Regions from separate parts of the Mus musculus genome. Here region 2 is linked to region 1. The links are chromatin contacts, found by POLR2A ChIA-PET in ENCODE. All regions are on one chromosome and are shown on one strand. The core of a region is the stretch at or near the end of the contact, and the rest is flanking DNA. Distances in the headings are between cores, read along the strand shown.

Region 1 (4,247 bases), core at 1,238-3,737:
TCTTGCCTTTGGCTTAGAACCAGCCTGCTTATATAGGGTGTGTTTGCTGCGTGTCAGTTTAAGGGTGTGGAGGGGTTGCAGTGCACAAAAGGGGCCCAGAGGTTGATTTTAGTTTGTTACAATTGTCCTTTCTGGGGCTTGAACAACTGGTATCAAACCAAGCAGAGACTTTGGTGCTGGTTGGAAACAGAGCCTACAGAGTCTTAGTTACTGAGTTTATTTTCAATGAATGTGGGTTTGTTACATTGGTTTCCCAATAAAAAAGAAAAAAGAAAAAAAGGAAGAAAAACTGTTCGTGGTTACTCTTTTTTTTTTTTAAAGATTTATTTATTTATTATATATAAGTATACTGTAGCTGTCCTCAGGCACACCAGAAAAGGGCATCAGATATCATTACAGATGGTTGTGAGCCACCATGCGGCTGCTGGGATTTGAACTCAGGACCTTCAGAATAGCAGTCAGTGCTCCTAACTGCTGAGCCATCTCTCCAGCCCTGTAGTTACTCTTGGTGGGTGTGATGATACTTGGACTTAAGAGAATGGAACAAGGCCAGACGTGATGGTGCACAACTTTAATAGCAGCACTCAGGAGGCAGAGGCAGGTAGATCTCTGTGAGTTCAAGGCCAGCCTGGTCTATGTAGTGAATCCAGGACAGCCAAGGCTATTACACAGAGAAGCCATGTCTGGAAAAAACAAAAAGAGGGTGGGTGGGAGTAGTAACTTCCAGAGGGCACAAGGCCTCACACTCCAGGGTAGTCTCCACCTGTGAACATCACGATCTCCATCCTTGCTATGGTTTCTTGTAGCGGGCAGGTGCTGACGGGTTTGTCAAAACCATCTGACATTGCTCACCAAGAGTGCCAAGTGTCAACATGACAAATAACGGAACACTGATTTAAAAGCAGTTCATTTGGGTTTGTTTTGTTTTTTTCGAGACAGGGTTTCTCTGTACAGCCTTGGCTGTCCTGGAACTCACTTTGTAAACCAGGCTGGCCTCAAACTCAGAAATCTGCCTGCCTCTGCCTTCCGAGTGCTGGGATTAAAGGCGTGTGCCACCACCGCCTGGCTAATTTGGGTTTTTATGTAAAATTTAGTTTCTTGAGTTTGAGGTCTAACACTAGAGCAACAGGTCACCTGACTGTCTTATCGCCTGATGGCCCTGCCTAACTGGTCTCTGCAGGAGGTCAATCCTGCCTTTAAGATCTGCCACATCAGGCTGGAGAGATGACTCAGTGGTTAAGAGCACTGACTGATCTTCCAGAGGTCCTGAGTTCAATTCCCAGCAACCACATGGTGTCTCACAACCGTCTGTAATGGGCATCCGATGCCTTCTGATGTGTCTGAAGAGAGTGACAGTGTACTCACATATATAAAATAAATCTTAAAAGAAAATTAAAAAAAAAAAAAAGGTCTGCCCCATCTATGGTTGACTTGGTAAGTTTCTGGTGTGGGATGCAGAGCCCTAGGTGAGCCACAGAGCAAATCATTGAGTTGTGTTTGTTAGGGTTTAAGAGGGGAAAGAAAGTTAAGAACAATTAACTTAACCAATAGTGAAGATCTACCTTGAAACAATGCACTTGAAATTGGAGATCATGGATTGTGGCTGGAAAGATTGTGCACACAAACCAATGACCTGCCTGTGCCTTGGTCCTTTCATCTTCACAATGGAAATAATACCTATTCATAAAGACTGAATAAAAGCACAGCCATAAAGAACTTAGAACAGGAGCTGGAGAGATGGCTCGATGCTCTTCCAGAGGTCCTGAGTTCAAATCTCAGCAACCACATGGTGGCTCACGGGCTGACAACCATCCGTAATGAGATCTGATGCCCTCTCCTGGACTGTCTGAAGTCAGCTACAGTGTACTTACATATAATAACTAAATCTTAAAAAAAAATGAGTAGCACAAAGTAAAACTTAATAAATGTTAGGTACTTATTAGAATATTAAATTTTGCCTGAAAGAACAGACATGAAGTCTAGTAACTGCCTCTCTTTTCCCAGGTGGGGAAGAGGGGAAGAGAGTAGATAAATTCACACAGGCAAAGAGGCGGCTCAGTCTCCTATTCATTCCTTAGGTTCTCAAATCGGACGACAGCATTTATATAGTGTGACTGTGCCAAGCACTGCACCAAATGGGTTTTCGTTTCCTACAATGACCACACAGAATACGAACAATTTATATAACCCAAGTGATGAAACCGTCACAGAGAAATCGACTCGCCTCAGCGTTGTTAAATTATCAGAGCAGTGTTTGAAGCACAATCAGTCTTCCGAGATCAGCTCCGAATTCTGAACTGGATCTTATGCTCCAAGAGTACGTGCTTTCTCTGCTGGGCTGACCGTAGGAATGCTGCGATGATACCAGCCTTCACTTGGGGGAAAAAGGAGGAAGATGTACCTTATCCCAGACGTTCTGTTATGCAGTACACGTCTAGTTCCAGCTAGTCTCTAGCTTGTTTGGTCGCCTTTGACTTGGGTGATGGGAGGGAACTCCCTTTCTTGTGACATCCAGTGGGCCCTTGTATGTAGTGAGAACCTAGCTAGGTCCCGCCATCGGTTCTCCAGACAGCAGAACCTTATAAGCTGTGGCTCTGAGGTGCAGCCGGCCCAACCGGAGGGACGGACTCGGCGGACCGGGGGGCGGGGCGGGGGCGGAGACGCCGCGTAGGCTGGGCAGGCCGGGCAGCGGGGCTTTGAGCCAGAGCCCCATGTCCTGCTGTGTCCCGCCACGATGTTGCCCTCCCGGAGGAAAGCGGCGCAGCTGCCCTGGGAGGATGGCAGGTGAGCGGCCGCAACGGGCAGGAGCCGCGTCCCCCTGGGTGCCATTCCTTTTCTCGACCTCCTGCAAATCTTAGCAGCCCTACGCTGTCGCATCTGGGTTTCTGGGGGTCACCCTGAGTGTTTGTGGTTCTCTGGGGGTGGGGGGAACGTCATTGGTATTGTCTGCACGGCTCTCTTTTCCTACTAGCTTCTATTCTGCGCGTCCCTGTGTCTGGGTCTCTGCCTTGCTCTCTCCATTGATCTTTTTGTTTGGACCGCGAACTAGTCCAGTGGCTCTCAACCTGTGGGTCGCGGCCCCCTTGGGTTGCATATATCAGACATTTATGTTACGATTCATAACAATAACAAAACCACAAATGTGGAATAACGACGACATTTATGGTTGGGGACCACCACAACCGTGAGGAGTTGTATAAAAGGGCTGCAGCAGTAGGAAGGCTGAGAACCACTCTTTCTCCTGTGCCTTTGTGTGTTTGTCTGTCTGTTTTCATGTAGCAGATGATTCTGTTCGTTTCTTACAGCGGATCTCTCTGTGTTGTGGCGCTGAAGGTCTTTATTTATTTATTTATTTATTTTCTGTCTGCCCCGTCATATCCATGTGACTTCAAATCCTATCCTTCGCCTTCATGCCCTCTCATACTTTGCGGTTGGCCGGGAAGATCACACCAGACAGAGCTTCCTGTGTTCTCTTCCTGGTTGGTTAGCCATTGCCTGTCTTATACTAGACACACCCAGTAGTTCATTTCCTGTGCTGCTGTACTTGTGTGGGGGTCTGCTTTAAGTGTTAGGTGTGAGTCTGGCTCATACCCGAGTTTAAGATATTTCTCACTGAAACAGAATGGCGGAGGTGATTTTCCTGCCTAGATTTATGGGGCATTACACTTTTAGGCTTGAAGCATCTTTTTGTTTGGACCTTGGGCTAGTCCAGTGGTTCTCAACCTGTGGGTCGCGCCCCCCCATGGGTTGCATACATCAGATATTTATATTATGATCCATAACAATAACAAAGTCACAGGTATGGAGGAACAATGTAATTTATGGTTGGGGGCCCCCATTTTCTTTCCCCCAACACGTTAGTGTATATTCACTTAATGAATGACACATTTGTTAGATATTGTAAGGCTCTAGAATTTAGTGGACACACTTTTGGGGTGTTTGTTTCTTTTTCTTTTTCTTTTCTTTTTTTTTTTCAGATTTGGTGTTAAAAGGTGACAGTAATATAGTAGAAGCATGGTCCATGGTGGCCAGAAATAGACCACTTAATTTTTCTGACCTCGGTTTTCCATCTCTGAAATGAATATCATAATATCTACTTGTAAGGGCTCATTGAAGAATGGTGAAGATAGTTTATAGAGGAGAATTGCCATCTTCTGATCATTTTCTGTTATTGTGTTCTCAGAAAAATAGATTGATGTCCATTCAGTGCTTTTGACACAGTGGCAAAGATTCATGGGACATATATA
Region 2 (4,247 bases), core at 802-3,301, 93 kb after region 1:
TCTAGTTAAAGCTCAAAAAATGGACACATCAGTACCCTCAATGTCACAGCTCAGCAGCCAGAGCTAGCAATTGAGTGCCCTCCTTTTTATGAGCAGGAAGGTGGACTTCCAGGCTCACCTCTCAGCTCTCTGACTCCCAGATTTCTGCAGTCTAGCTGCTACAGTGTAGCCACCTGCTAAGCTGCTTCTGGGCTGCCAGCTCCAAGCTTTAGGCTGGCTCCTCTTAAGTTGTGGCCGAAGTAAGGCCCATTGGAGCAGCTGCCAGTGGTTCTCTCTATCAGACAGGAGTCTCCTTGGCAGCTCTGGGATTTGTGGGTTTTTTTTTTCCATTAAAAAAAAAACAATAATAGCAAAACTATGTTGTTAATGCCCGCTTTAGTACCTTTGAAGAGAGGGGCTGTTTGCTCCTTGGGTACCATGGGGAATCTAGGGTTATTGTTGCCTCCTGCTGGGGAGGTTTTGGTTTTCCCTCAGAAGTCTATTTAGAGACAGAAGACTGTCAATTTCCTTCTTTCTTTCTTTCTTTCTTTCTTTCTTTCTTTCTTTCTTTCAAGATTTATTTATTTATTTCCTGTATGTAAGTGTACTGTCACTGACACACCAGAAGAGGGCATCAGATCTCATTACAGATGGTTGTGAGCCACCATGTGGTTGCTGGGAATTGAACTCAGGACCTCTGGAAGAACAGTCAGTGCTCTTAACCACTGAGCCATAACTCCAGCCCAATACTATCAATTTCATGTTCCGGGCTTATAGTAAGAACTCTGAATCCAGGATAATTCTACAACCAAGCGACTCAGAAGGAAATACCGCCAAATGGAATTAGGCTAGTGGTTCCGCCTTTTAGGATAAAGGATATGGCACATTGTAGAGATGTCAGGGATTAAAAAAAAAAAAAAAACTAAATACTACAGGGCACCCCACATAAAATACCTTAATTATTACACATCTTACATCTGAGAGCCCTAACACCATCACCATCTGAATATTCTCATGTTTGGATATGGGCAGTCCTGCCCTACCCACCCTTAAGAAACTAAAGGGCAGACACTGAGTCTTTTTGTTTGTTTGTTTGTTTGTTTGGGGAGGGTTTCAAGGCAGGCTGTCCTGGAACTCACTCTGTAGACCAGGCTGGCCTCAAACTCAGAAATCCGCCTACTTTTGCCTCCCAAGTGCTGGGATTAAAGGCGTGCGCCACCACTGCCCAGTTTTGAGTTGGTTATTTATTTATTTAGCCATTGTGGGATTTCAGAATCATTTTTATTTGCATTTCCATGATGACTAAGGATTTTCAACATTTCTTTTAGATTTATTTGGGAATACTTCTGCTGCCTGGAGATGAGCTAACTTGAAGCCCAAGGATAGTAAGTACCATGGCTAGAAAATTCTCAAAGACTGAGGTAAGGCTGGGAGCTCCACCTTACCCCTGAGATGCTAGCTGCAGGAAAGAAGCAAGCTTTACTGGTACCTCTGCTGTGAACCCTGACCATGATGAGTCACCCGTGTGCCTACTCATATTGCCGTGCCTAACATTTCTGCTGGTTTATTTTTGTTTGTTCATGCTCTGTAGCCCAGGTTGACTCCAAACTCATTTTATGTATATGAGTACACTGTAGCTCTCAGACACACCAGAAGAGGGCAATCAGATCCCTTTACAGATGGTTGTGAGCCACCATGTGGTTGCTGGGACTTGAACTCAGGACCTCTGGAAGAGCAGTCTGTGCTCCTAACCACTGAGCCATCTCTCCAGCCCCCAGACAATGAATGAGTCTTAAGGGCTGCAGACAGGCATGAGCAAACATCGTTTTCAAACAGCTGTGTAAACGGCTTCTGGACAACTGCAGCGGGCTTCAAACGATGCCTGCGTCACGGAGTGACCCTGCATTCTGGGAAGTCACCGAGCCGACCATCCGCTCGCTCATCTTGGCGGGACTGGAGCTCCGCACAGGGACCGTCCGCTTCGCGCGCGCCTGCGCACTCCGTTCGCGGGCCGCGCGAAGAGTCTCGCGATACTTAGGCGTGCCTGCGCCTGCGCAGGCGGCGCTCACATTCCGGGGCTGTGGCGGCTTCTTCCTCCCGCGTCCGGGGCCCCGCGGTGAGGGCTCCAGGGAGTCGGGCGCTGGCGTGGCCTTCGCCGCCGCCGCCGCCGGCCCTCTGCCGTGACTGGACAGGGCCGCCCGGAGCGGGCGCGGCCGGAGTGAACGGAACGGGCGGGAGCTTTCCTGCCTATGGGCGGCCCCTGGGCGCTCTGAGGGCCGGGCTCCGAGCGGCCGAGGTAGGGCGCGGGGCGGCGGCTGGCGCGGGGCCCGGCGAGCGGGATGCGGGATGCGGCGGCGAGCGCGGGCGCCTCCTTCCTCCGGGGCGGCCTCCTTCCCCGCGGTACTTCCGCCCGGGCGCCCGCCGGCCTCGCGGCAAGCGGAAGTCACGGCGCGGGCCGCGCAGCCAGGGCTGCAGGGTGGGCGCGGGGCCGCAGTCTCGCCCTGGAGCTGCGGTCGTCCCCGCATCCCGAGAGCGCGGCGGGGAACGCCTCGGGGTCCCGTTAGGATGCTGACTTGGGGAAGCGCCGTGGGGCACGGCTAAGGAGCGCAGAGAAGACAAAGGAGACCGTTATTTATGTTGTGTAAACTTCTCGGGAGGCGGGAGCGGAGCAGCATCCTCAGTGGTTGACACGGCCTCCCACACTTGTTTAGAATTATAAAATCATATGTGATTATATACAGTAGTTAGCTAGATAGTAACAAAACACCGAGGGTTGTGGGATATTTGATCCTTGGAGGAGAACGGCGTGTGGGCCTTTGAAGCTTTGCTATATTTACAAAGCTTAAAGGTGCCTTGTGAATTTACTAAAAATAGTTTTTTTGGGAGCAATGTCTGCCACATTCAAGGTAAAAAAAAAAAAAGAAAGAAATGTGATTGTTTCATTGGAAGACGGCAGGATTAAACACCCACAGTAAAACTTAAGGGAAAGCAGGTCGCAGCAGACCTTCAAAACTACTAATTTAGTCACAGTGAAACTCCTCGCTGGCTTCCTTAAACTTACCGGTGCACCATTTTAAAAGATGCTTCTTCGTTTGTTTGATGTGTGCAAGGCATTGGGGTCCACCCCTAGTACCACAAACAAAACAAAACCAACTGTAGCCTTTGCTTTGCAACACGATTTGTTCTGTTAACTCCTAGCTTATGTTCCACCCACGTCTTAAGAGAAATTCCTCCGCCCACTTTTCTCAAATGTAACCTGCATCATTTTAGTGAACTTTGCATGGAAAGAATCCAAGAATAGCTGGGAAAAAAAGCAGTTAAGAGCGTGTACCAGGCTTGAAGAGAAGTAGGGTTTGGCTCCCTGCACTACGGTGCACTGGGAACCAAATGTAACTCCATGTGTTGCACCCCGGGGGGACTCACACTCATTTGTTCTCATGTAGACAAGCATAATTTAAAACATAAGGTAATAGCTGACCAAGCATGTTGGTTAACACCTTTACACCCATTACTTTCTTGGTGAGGCAGGAGGATTGTTATGAAGACAAACCTCAAAAATTAAAAATCCCCAAAAGCAAACCAAAGAATTATCAGCAGGTAGGTCTTAGAGTGGAAAGAGGTAGGCATTAATGCTAATGTGTTAGCCAAATGCTGAAATTTATCATGCATGTAAATATATGTGGTGGTTTTATACACAACGGACTTTATAGTGCCGAAATAGGTTGTAAGAATATTTTTTCTGGGCTGGAGAGATGGCTCAGTGGTTAAGAGCACTAGTCGGTCTTCCAGAGGTCCTGAGTTCAATTCCCAGAAATCACATTGTGGCTCACAACCATCTAAATAATGGGATCTGATGCCCTCTTTTATCATGCAGACATACATGCAAATGGAGTACGCATATGTATATAAGTAAGCTTTTTAAAAAGAATATTTTTTTCTATATCTGGAAGTCCCGTGTGTAAGAGAAAGAACTCCCACCTTACTACCTCATTTTTTGCTTTCTATGAAGCTCAGGGCTCGCTATGCCTCTGGATTCTCTGATTCAGCTTTCCCAGATAAGATTTGCAGGCATTCTTGCACATCTGTGTGTGCACATGTGTGTGCATTCGTATTGCCTAAGTCAGTGCCAGGCGTCTGCCTTGGTTGCTGCACTCCATCTTGGTTTTTGAGATAAAGTCTCCTACTGAGCTTGATCCTGGAGCTCTCAGTGTCACAGCTGACCAGTGCCTTATAGGACTCTGCTACCTCCCTCCTGGGGCTACAGACAC

What was found. ChIA-PET counts read pairs that join two places held with the same protein, here RNA polymerase II (POLR2A).
Region 2: POLR2A ChIA-PET joins it to region 1 with 19 read pairs in Patski. The contact joins the promoter of B230219D22Rik here to the promoter of B4galt7 in region 1. POLR2A ChIA-PET finds 5 or more read pairs at or near these places in 4 of 5 experiments (Patski and embryonic stem cell).

The regions. Positions count from the first base shown.
Region 1 is chr13:55,597,409-55,601,655 of GRCm38, forward strand. It overlaps B4galt7 (xylosylprotein beta1,4-galactosyltransferase, polypeptide 7 (galactosyltransferase I)), which reads left to right and starts at 2,488. Exons shown (of 6, transcript NM_146045.2): 1 at 2,488-2,784. The coding sequence starts at 2,735. Tmed9 (transmembrane p24 trafficking protein 9) reads left to right here. Exons shown (of 5, transcript NM_026211.3): 5 at 1-289.
Region 2 is chr13:55,691,073-55,695,319 of GRCm38, forward strand. It overlaps B230219D22Rik (RIKEN cDNA B230219D22 gene), which reads left to right and starts at 2,052. Exons shown (of 2, transcript NM_181278.2): 1 at 2,052-2,275.